2 separate regions of the Homo sapiens genome follow, and region 1 is linked to region 2. A link is an interaction called in ENCODE POLR2A ChIA-PET data of the cell type or tissue named here. Cell type or tissue: GM12878. All regions are shown on one strand. Each heading gives the region's core, and the rest is flanking DNA. Links, peaks and the distances in the headings are about the cores only.

Region 1 (4,111 bases), core at 846-3,345, 1.8 Mb after region 2:
GGGATTACAGAAATTTAACCAAATTAAACAAAAATCTTCCCTGAATAAGAAGTAAATAAAACAAGAGCAGAAACATCTTTTCCAAAAAGGAAAGATGAAGAAACTGTCAGAGATGGTAGGAGACTCAGGAGACATGACTAAATGCAACGTGGTATCCTGGATTGGGTCCTCAAACAGAAAAAGGACATTGGCAGAAAAACTGGTGAAATCTGAATAACATCTGTAGTTTAGTTAATATGATTATACCAGTGCTAATTTCTTAGTTTTAACAAAGGCAGTCTGGTTATGTAAGACGTTAACATTAGAGGAAGTTGGGTGAAAGATATATGGGAATTCTTTGAACTATCTTTGCAACTTTTCTATAAATCTGAAATTATTCCAAACTGAAACATTTTACAGACAAACACCTTTTTCTCTACTAGGCTTTGACACTTCAGTAAATGCCAATTCCATTCTTTTAAGTTGCTCAGGCATAAAATCTTCCTTCCAAATACATCCAAAATCTATCCAATTGTTACCTTTTCCACACTATTACTCCAGTCTAAGTCTCCATCATCTCCTACCTGAACAACTGCAATAGCCTCCTAACTTGTCCTGTTGCCTTCTTAGAGCCTATTCTCCACACAGCAGCTTAATAATATTTTTTTTTTTGAGACAGGTTCTTATTCTGTCACCCAGGCTAGAGTGCAGTGGCACAACCACTACTTACTGCAGCCTTGACCCACTGGGCTCAAGCGATCCTCCTAGTTCAACCTCTTGAGTAGCTGGGACTATAGGCATGTGCCACCACGTCCAGCTAATTTTTATTTTTTTGCCTTTTGCAGAGATGGGGTCTCATTAAGTTGTCCAGGCAGGTCTTGAACTCCTGGGCTTAAGCAATCCTTCTGCCTTGGCCTTCCAAAGTGCTGGGATTACAGATGTGAGCCACCACATCCAGACCCTAAGTGATTATTTTAGAATGTAAGTTCATGACATCCCTCTTCCCAGGACCTTCCAGCAGCCTCTCATCTTACTCAGAACCAAATCCAAGGGACTCACATGATCCAGCCCTTGCTATTTCTCTGACCACCTTTCCTGCCCCTATCTTCATTGCCTATAATACCCCTCCCCACATCTAAATTTGCTCCTCCCTCTGCCTAGAATGCTCTTTCTCAAGCTAGCCACATGGTGCATTTCTGTACTTCATTCTTGTCTCTGTTCAAATGTCTCCTTATCAAAGAGGTCAACCTATGTAAAATAGCACTCTTGTCACTCTGTCTTCTTAACCTTCTTAATATTTCTTTTTAGTCCTTATCACCACCTGACATATTAAATATCTAAGTGCTTTCTGCCTGTCTTCCCTACCAGAATGTAAATTCCATCAGCATTCCCTGTACCTAGAACAGTGCTTGGTATATAGTATTTATGCAACAAATATGAATGAAGTGTTCTCAAAAATGATATGAATAATGTGAGAATGTTAAGGCCCCAAGAGATTTGTTAAATAGAATTCTAAGATGGTCTTCCAGATTCCCACCTCCCTGGTATGCATACCCTATATAATCTCCTCCCCTTGAGTATGGGTGGGCCTGACTTAATCAAGTAAGCCATTTTAAAAGAGTTGAAAATCAAACAGAAGTCAGAGAGATCTGAAGTGGCAGCAGCTGCTTTCCCGCAGGCCTCAAAGAAGCAAACTATCATGTTGTGTACAGAGTCATGTGGCAGGGAAACACAGGTGGCCTCTAGGAGCTGAGAGAGACACCCCTGGCCAACAGCCAGCAAGAAAACAGGAACCTCAGTCCTACATCTGTAAGGAACTGAATCCTACCAACAACCAGTGACTGAAAGAGAACCCTGAGCCTCAGATGAGATCACATGCCTAGCCAAATTTGGAGACACTGAGCAGAGAACCCAGCTAACCAGGACCCATTCATCTGACCCACAGAAACAGTGGCATAGTAAATGTGTGTTATCATAAGCCACTACATTGTGATAATTCACTATAAAGCAAGAGGTAATTATTAACCAGCCTTAAGGATTCAGTAACAACTCTGGTATAACATTGCTTTGCTTCACATATACATTGAGGTTCCAAGAATAATCCTGATAAAGCAAGAAACTAGAACTATAGGCTGGTGTAAAAACAGGCCCTGGGTAGATGGTGGCTTCAAGGGTTGGGCTGTATCTCACATTAAACTGGAGAGGGATTAAGATAGTGAAGGTCCAGGAGGAAGAGCTAGCAGAATAAAACTATTCAGCTTGATGAAATATACACTTAGGGCAAAATGATAGATGTCTTCGAATACTGCAAAAAGCTGATTTGCAGTAAGGAGAGGGGGAGCTGTGAGAAGACAGACTAGTTACTATGCTGCTCCGGAGGATAAAACTTGAACCAAAGGATAGGAAGGAAAGGAAAGAAGCTTTCAGTTCAATATAAGGATGAACTTTTTAATGGTCAGAACTGAGTACCTACTATGTTTCAAGAGCTGTGTGGGGCAGCAGGGTCACAAAAAAAGAAAAGAAATATACAGTGTCTGTTTTTAAGGAGCTTACAGACTAGTGGAGGACAATGAAGCATAAATAAATTATGGTTTCCAGTGTAAGTTCTGTAATAGAAGCATGCAAATTTAAGAGAAAGACATAAGCGTGAGGGCTGTAAGAGATTAACGCTATCTATAAAGGTGAGAAAAGGTTCCCTGGACATGTGACTAAAGTAACTTTTTTCCCCCCGCAAAACAGGGTCTTGCTCTGTTATCCAGGCTGGAGTACAATAGCTCACTGCAGCCTCGATCTCCTGGGCTCAAGTGATCCTCTCACTTCAGCTTCCTGAGTGTCTGGGACTACAGGCATGTGCTAACATGCCTGGCTAATTTTTTTATTTTAATTCTTTTGTAGTGACAGGGTCTCCTTATGTTGCCCAGGCTGGTCTTGAACACCTGTGTTCAAGTGATCCTCTCACCTCAGCCTCCCCAAGTGCAGGAATTACAGGTGTGAGCCACCATGCCTGGCCTAAAGTAGCTTTTGAAAAATGAGTAAGACTTCGTCAGCGAACTGAGTGACAGAAATTCTAAAGAGAGGGAGCCACATGCAACACCATGCAAAGACAAAAAAGTGTAGAATCCAGGGAATAAAATGTGGTAGATATTGAGGCAGCAGAAGATGGGACTGTTGAGTAAGGCAGAAGCAGTAAACGGAATTAAGCAGAGGAGTGACACAGTTTAATGTGTGTTTTAGGCAGGGCGCAGTGGCTCACGCCTGTAATCTCAGCACTTTGGGAAGCCGAGGCGGATCACCCGAGGTCAGAAGTTTGAGACTAGCCTGGCCAACATGGTGAAACCCCATTTCTACTAAAAATACAAAAATCAGCCAAGCATGGTGGCGGGCGCCTGTAATCCCAGCTACTCGGGAGGCTGATGCAGGAGAATCATCTGAACCCAGGAGGAGTTGCAGTGAGCTGGGATCGCACCACTGCACTCTAGCCTGGGCAACAGTGAGACTCCTCTCAAAAAAACAAATAAATAAAATATGTGTTTTATAAAGATTGCTCTCTGATGCTGGTTTAAGAGGTGAACTGAAAGAGAGAAATTAAGAGATGATAAGACCAGTTAGGAACTGCTGCAACTAAGCAGACCAGATGAGGCAGATTAGATGATGCAGGATGAAACCAAAAGAGGCAGCAGAGATGTTACCACCCACCACTTGTTTTCACAACTCAAAAAAAATCTTGTAACCAGACATCTACACCACCCGTATTTGCATTTTTGAAAACCCTTACAAAATTCCTCATTTGGAAAAGAAAAAGAATTCTTATTTGTATTTGCTTGTGATATGCATAAAACTAAGTGGTTACCTATTGGGGCAGGGAGCAGCGAGTGGTGGTAGAACTTAGGCAGACAGTGAATAAAGATTGAGACTTTTTACAGTGTAACTTTCCATACTTTCTGCTTTCTAAATTATGTGAATATATGACTTATTTAAAAATTTAAATTAAAAAGACAACAAAATATTTCCTATCTAGGTAGGTTTACCTGTGTGCGTTTCCACATTCTTTAGCACATGGTTCTGTTTGCCTCGGGAGAAAGGAGATACTACTTGAGGATCCTGCCTCCGTACAGTGCATTTCTCTTGGTCA
Region 2 (4,092 bases), core at 1-2,500:
TCCCCCTGTACCTAGAAAGCTATTTGAGCTGGATCCGTCCCTCTGATCGTGACGCCTTCCTTGAAGAATTTCGGACATCTCTGCCAAAGTCTTGTGACCTGTAGCTGCCACGTTTTGAAGAGCTTGAGCTGGGTCCCCAGTGGGCTGTCTCTCTGTGGGGAGGGCTTTCTGCTTCACCATCATTAGGAATGTGACCATTCCTATATAATTCCTGGACTGGTGAGATTGGTGGTAGGCCTGTGAAATTTGCCCTAGTTACTACCATTCTCGTTTTGGAGGAAACAATCTCTGCCACCACCAAGTCATTGACTTTGCTCGAGGCACCTTTTTTCCTGTTTCTCCTTTTCTGTTGTCGAGTAAAATTTCATATTTATCTCGTCTGCCTACTACATATACTTGCGTGGGAAGGCTTGTGACCGTCTAGTTGAGTGCTAGTTGTCTATGATGCCCTTTCCTGACATCGTCTACCTTATGAACTTGAAGTCTGGGTATGAGGAAAGGGCTACAGGAATCCTCACTTTGGAGGCAGTGGCTTTAGTCCTTCACATTGCCTGAATGCAGAGCCCCAAAGCCCAGGACAGTGACAATGAGTGGAGTTGGGTCTGAAGGGTGGTCTAGATAGGCCTCTCAGGACAAGGGCAGGTACCTGTTACTTAGAGACAGGCAGGTTTCTCTCAGAGTAACTCTTCACTCCCTTCCTAATTCCAAATTCTAGAAATTCGACTCGTCTTAGTCAAATGTGTCTGTGTGGGTACAGGGTGAAAGGTGAATTGAGTCAGCATATCACCAACAGCTGCCTGTTGACTACTAACAGGGACCCCTGTTATTTGGGGCCCAAGGATTTTCAAGTCCCAGCATATGCAGTTTTCTTGCTAATTTGGGTTCTACTGAATTGGCTGTGTGTTCTGTGGTTGCCCTTTGACTTCTCTGGATTTGAGTGCCTTATTATAAGGTATTAATATTAATGACGGGAGGAAGAAAGGCACAAGCGCTGAGAAACTGCAAAGGCTGTGGGATTGGGGTTACCAGAGGGTGCAGTGACAATGGGGTAGGAGTGGGGTGCTAGTCAGAAAGTTCAGAGTAGGGGTGGTTGGAGGCAGCGTTGAGAAGGAGCAAGAAGTGTCAGGGTGGTGATGGCGTCTTAGAAGATCTCCAGGTTTTGGGAGAAGATGGGTGTATGGGTTACCACAATAGGACTAGACTAATACAAGGGTTCAGTCTATTGTGCCACGTTCTTCCAGGAGGATAAACTCCGGAGCCAATGAACTGGAGCCAAGTGGGAGAGTCCGCCTCTAAGGGATTAAAGGGTCTCCTTTCACTAATCGATCTCGCCCTATTCCTTTCGTTGATTGGCTGAGAATTCCAATCCGTCGAGGAAGCGTAGCGTTGCGGCCAATTGACGTGGCGTTACTAGGCGTGTCGCATCACTGAGGCGGGAGCCAGGCCGCAAGCGAATTTCCTGATTGGCTGTGATCTGCGGGTTGCTGGGGAGAGGCGCGGAGAGGCGGGCGAGAGTCCGCAGGGCAGGCGCTGATTGGCTGAGGTGGGAGCAGCTTCCCTTCCGATGATTCGGCTCTTCTCGGCTCAGTCTCAGCGAAGCGTCTGCGACCGTCGTTTGAGTCGTCGCTGCCGCTGCCGCTGCCACTGCCACTGCCACCTCGCGGATCAGGAGCCAGCGTTGTTCGCCCGACGCCTCGCTGCCGGTGGGAGGAAGCGAGAGGGAAGCCGCTTGCGGGTTTGTCGCCGCTGCTCGCCCACCGCCTGGAAGAGCCGAGCCCCGGCCCAGTCGGTCGCTTGCCACCGCTCGTAGCCGTTACCCGCGGGCCGCCACAGCCGCCGGCCGGGAGAGGCGCGCGCCATGGCTTCTGGAGCCGAGTGAGTGTGCGCGCGCCGTTCGCTTGCTGCGGCGGCGCGCACCGGGACCAGCCGCGCAGGGTAGGCCCGGCGGGGCCTGGCCGTGGGCGCGTCAGAGAGGTGGAGACCAGGAAAGAGGGAAGGGAAGCTAGGGGGCGAGTGAGGGGCCGTGGACCCGGCAGGCCCGGCTGGGGCCAGCTGCGCACCCGCGCGCCCCCTAGGCGGGGCTTGCGTTGGGTCCGGGTCGGAGCCTGGGCCGGATCGTGCTGTGTCATGCAGGCCCCGGCCCGCCCGATTGGCTCCCTTAGAACGGACGTCTGGGCCTGGCCAGGTCTTCCGGCCCACTCCGCCGGCGCGGCGCCCCGGGGCTTTGGGGCGCCAGTCTGCCGTCCGGCCTACCACCCGCCGAAAGCCTTTGGTCCCCGGAGAGAGCAGGCCCCGCGAGCCCGAGGCCCCAGCCGGGCCCGGTGGGCGTGGACTTTGCGCCATGTGAAGGCCTCAGGAGCTCTGCCACCGAGGCGGAGCCCGGGGTCGGGGAAGGCCCGCCGAGCTCAGGGAAGCTCACAGCCGCCTTTTTGGAGCCGGGTCGGCGGGGCCGGAGGTGGGCATCCTCTGTGTGTGACCTGAGTCGTGAAGGACTGTTAGGGAGAGGGCGAGCCCTACCTTTCGCTTCTGGTCTTCTTACTTTAGGCCTGTTGTTCATACTAGAAAGTTTGAGCCAGTTTTCCTTAATGTTATGACTCGTGGGTGGGGAGAAAGGAATTTTTCTTTAACATTTTAGGTTCTTGCTAAAGTTGGAATCTCAGTTCGTGTTTTGTGCGCCTTTCCAGATTTCCAGGTTTCGTGGTGTGCAGTTTAGAGTTGCACTAACTCTTCAAAAACACAAACGTGCGCGCACTCCTTTCCCCAACCAGCTATATTGAGAAATTACCCGGGCTCTGGGGCTTTCTGACCCCACCTCCATCCTTAGGAAAGCGTTAGATAAAACTTGGCTACCTCAGCCCATTCAATTTAGAATAGAGAGCTTTTAGAGGCAAAAAAAAAAAAAAAAAAAAAAAAAAAAACACAGCCAGCCCAAGGAAACTCTATGCAAATTACCTTCCTTCCTTGAAGAGATTAGTTTTTTGAGGTGTGTTCCTTTTTCTCAAGTTTCTGAATTCGGATAAAGTATTACTCAGTTGCTTATTTAAAAGAGTCACTTATTCTGAAAGTATTCTTTTGGTTTATATGCAGTCAGCCTCTTATTTTCAAAAGTAAAAATCTAAAATTCTTGGAACCTGGCATCATCAGCTGTTTCTAACCTCTTGGTCACCTTGATGACTCTTAGCTGAAACCCTTCCAAGTCCCGTGGAGTCCCCTGTGCAGTTCTGGAAAGGGATTGACTTATACAGAAGACAATGGAGGATTGCCCCAAAGAGTGTCCAGAACTGCTGTTGGCCCATGGTCAGGCCAAATTCAGTCTTTTAGAGATTACCACATCTGATCTCAGTAGGTAGATGGGGAATTAGAGGCTTTACCTTAAGAAAAGGGCATACCACTCATCTCCAGAGCCAGAGTCCGGGATGGTAGGCAGAATGGAGGTTTTCCTAGGATACAGCTTTGAGATTAAAATACAAACTATTGACCGGGCACAGTGGCTCAGGCCTGTAATCCCAGCATTTTGGGAGGCCGAGGCAGGCAGATCACTTGAGGTCAGGAGTTTGAGACCAGCCCGGGCAACATGGAGAAACCCCATCTCTATTAAAATGCAAAAAGTAGCCAGGCATGGTGATGGTGCACACCTGTAGTCCCAGCCACTCTGGAGGCTGAGACAGGAGAATCACTTGAACCCAGGGAGGCAGAGATTGCAGTGAGGGAGATCGCGCCACTGCACTCCAGCCTGGGCAACAGAGGGAGACTCCGTTTCAAAAAATAAAAAACTATGGTGACTAGAGGCATCTGGCGTTTTATTTTTCTCCAGTCCCAGTTCTATAAGTCAAGCAAGAAGATGGGCAGTCCCTGGAAGAGTATTTTGATGGGACAGGAGTGGGAGAGCTCGTGGGTTTACATTGCTCTCAACTGTCACATTGAGCATGCTTGGCCTCTAGTGTGTTGATAAGCATTGGAAGAGTCTGCCTACTCAGCAGCATTGTGCCTGGAGTGGCAGACTTTTGGAATGGGGGAAGCAAATTTGAGCAGAGGAAACTGTCGTTAGAAACTAGTTTAGAGGCAGTGGTTAAAAATGCAGCCTATGTGTGA

Evidence for each region. ChIA-PET counts read pairs that join two places held together with the same protein. Peaks named below come from ENCODE experiments on the same cell type or tissue, not always from the same donor. Only the 100,000 strongest peaks of a DNase experiment are listed, where the experiment ranks them.
Region 1: POLR2A ChIA-PET joins it to region 2 with 5 read pairs; 2 of 35 experiments call an interaction of 5 or more read pairs at or near these places.

What each region holds. Positions count from the first base shown.
Region 1 is chr9:33,295,324-33,299,434 of GRCh38, reverse strand. NFX1 (nuclear transcription factor, X-box binding 1) reads right to left here. Exons shown (of 24, transcript NM_002504.6): 2 at 4,008-4,111. Among named protein-coding and RNA genes, the nearest start is that of NFX1, 6.9 kb to the right of the region's middle. In GM12878, for the core only: no CTCF peak of the experiment used is centred there; a DNase peak (open chromatin) is centred at 1,784; H3K4me3 peaks cover 2,500 bases; H3K27ac peaks cover 2,310 bases.
Region 2 is chr9:35,070,120-35,074,211 of GRCh38, reverse strand. It overlaps VCP (valosin containing protein), which reads left to right and starts at 1,587. Exons shown (of 17, transcript NM_007126.5): 1 at 1,587-1,875. The coding sequence starts at 1,859. It overlaps FANCG (FA complementation group G), which reads left to right. Exons shown (of 14, transcript NM_004629.2): 14 at 1-373. The coding sequence ends at 104. RefSeq lists enhancers at 1,020-1,069, 1,090-1,229, 1,430-1,479 and a silencer at 1,880-2,509. In GM12878, for the core only: CTCF peaks have their summits at 1,664 (motif pointing left) and 2,064; a DNase peak (open chromatin) is centred at 1,441; H3K4me3 peaks cover 1,318 bases; H3K27ac peaks cover 2,144 bases.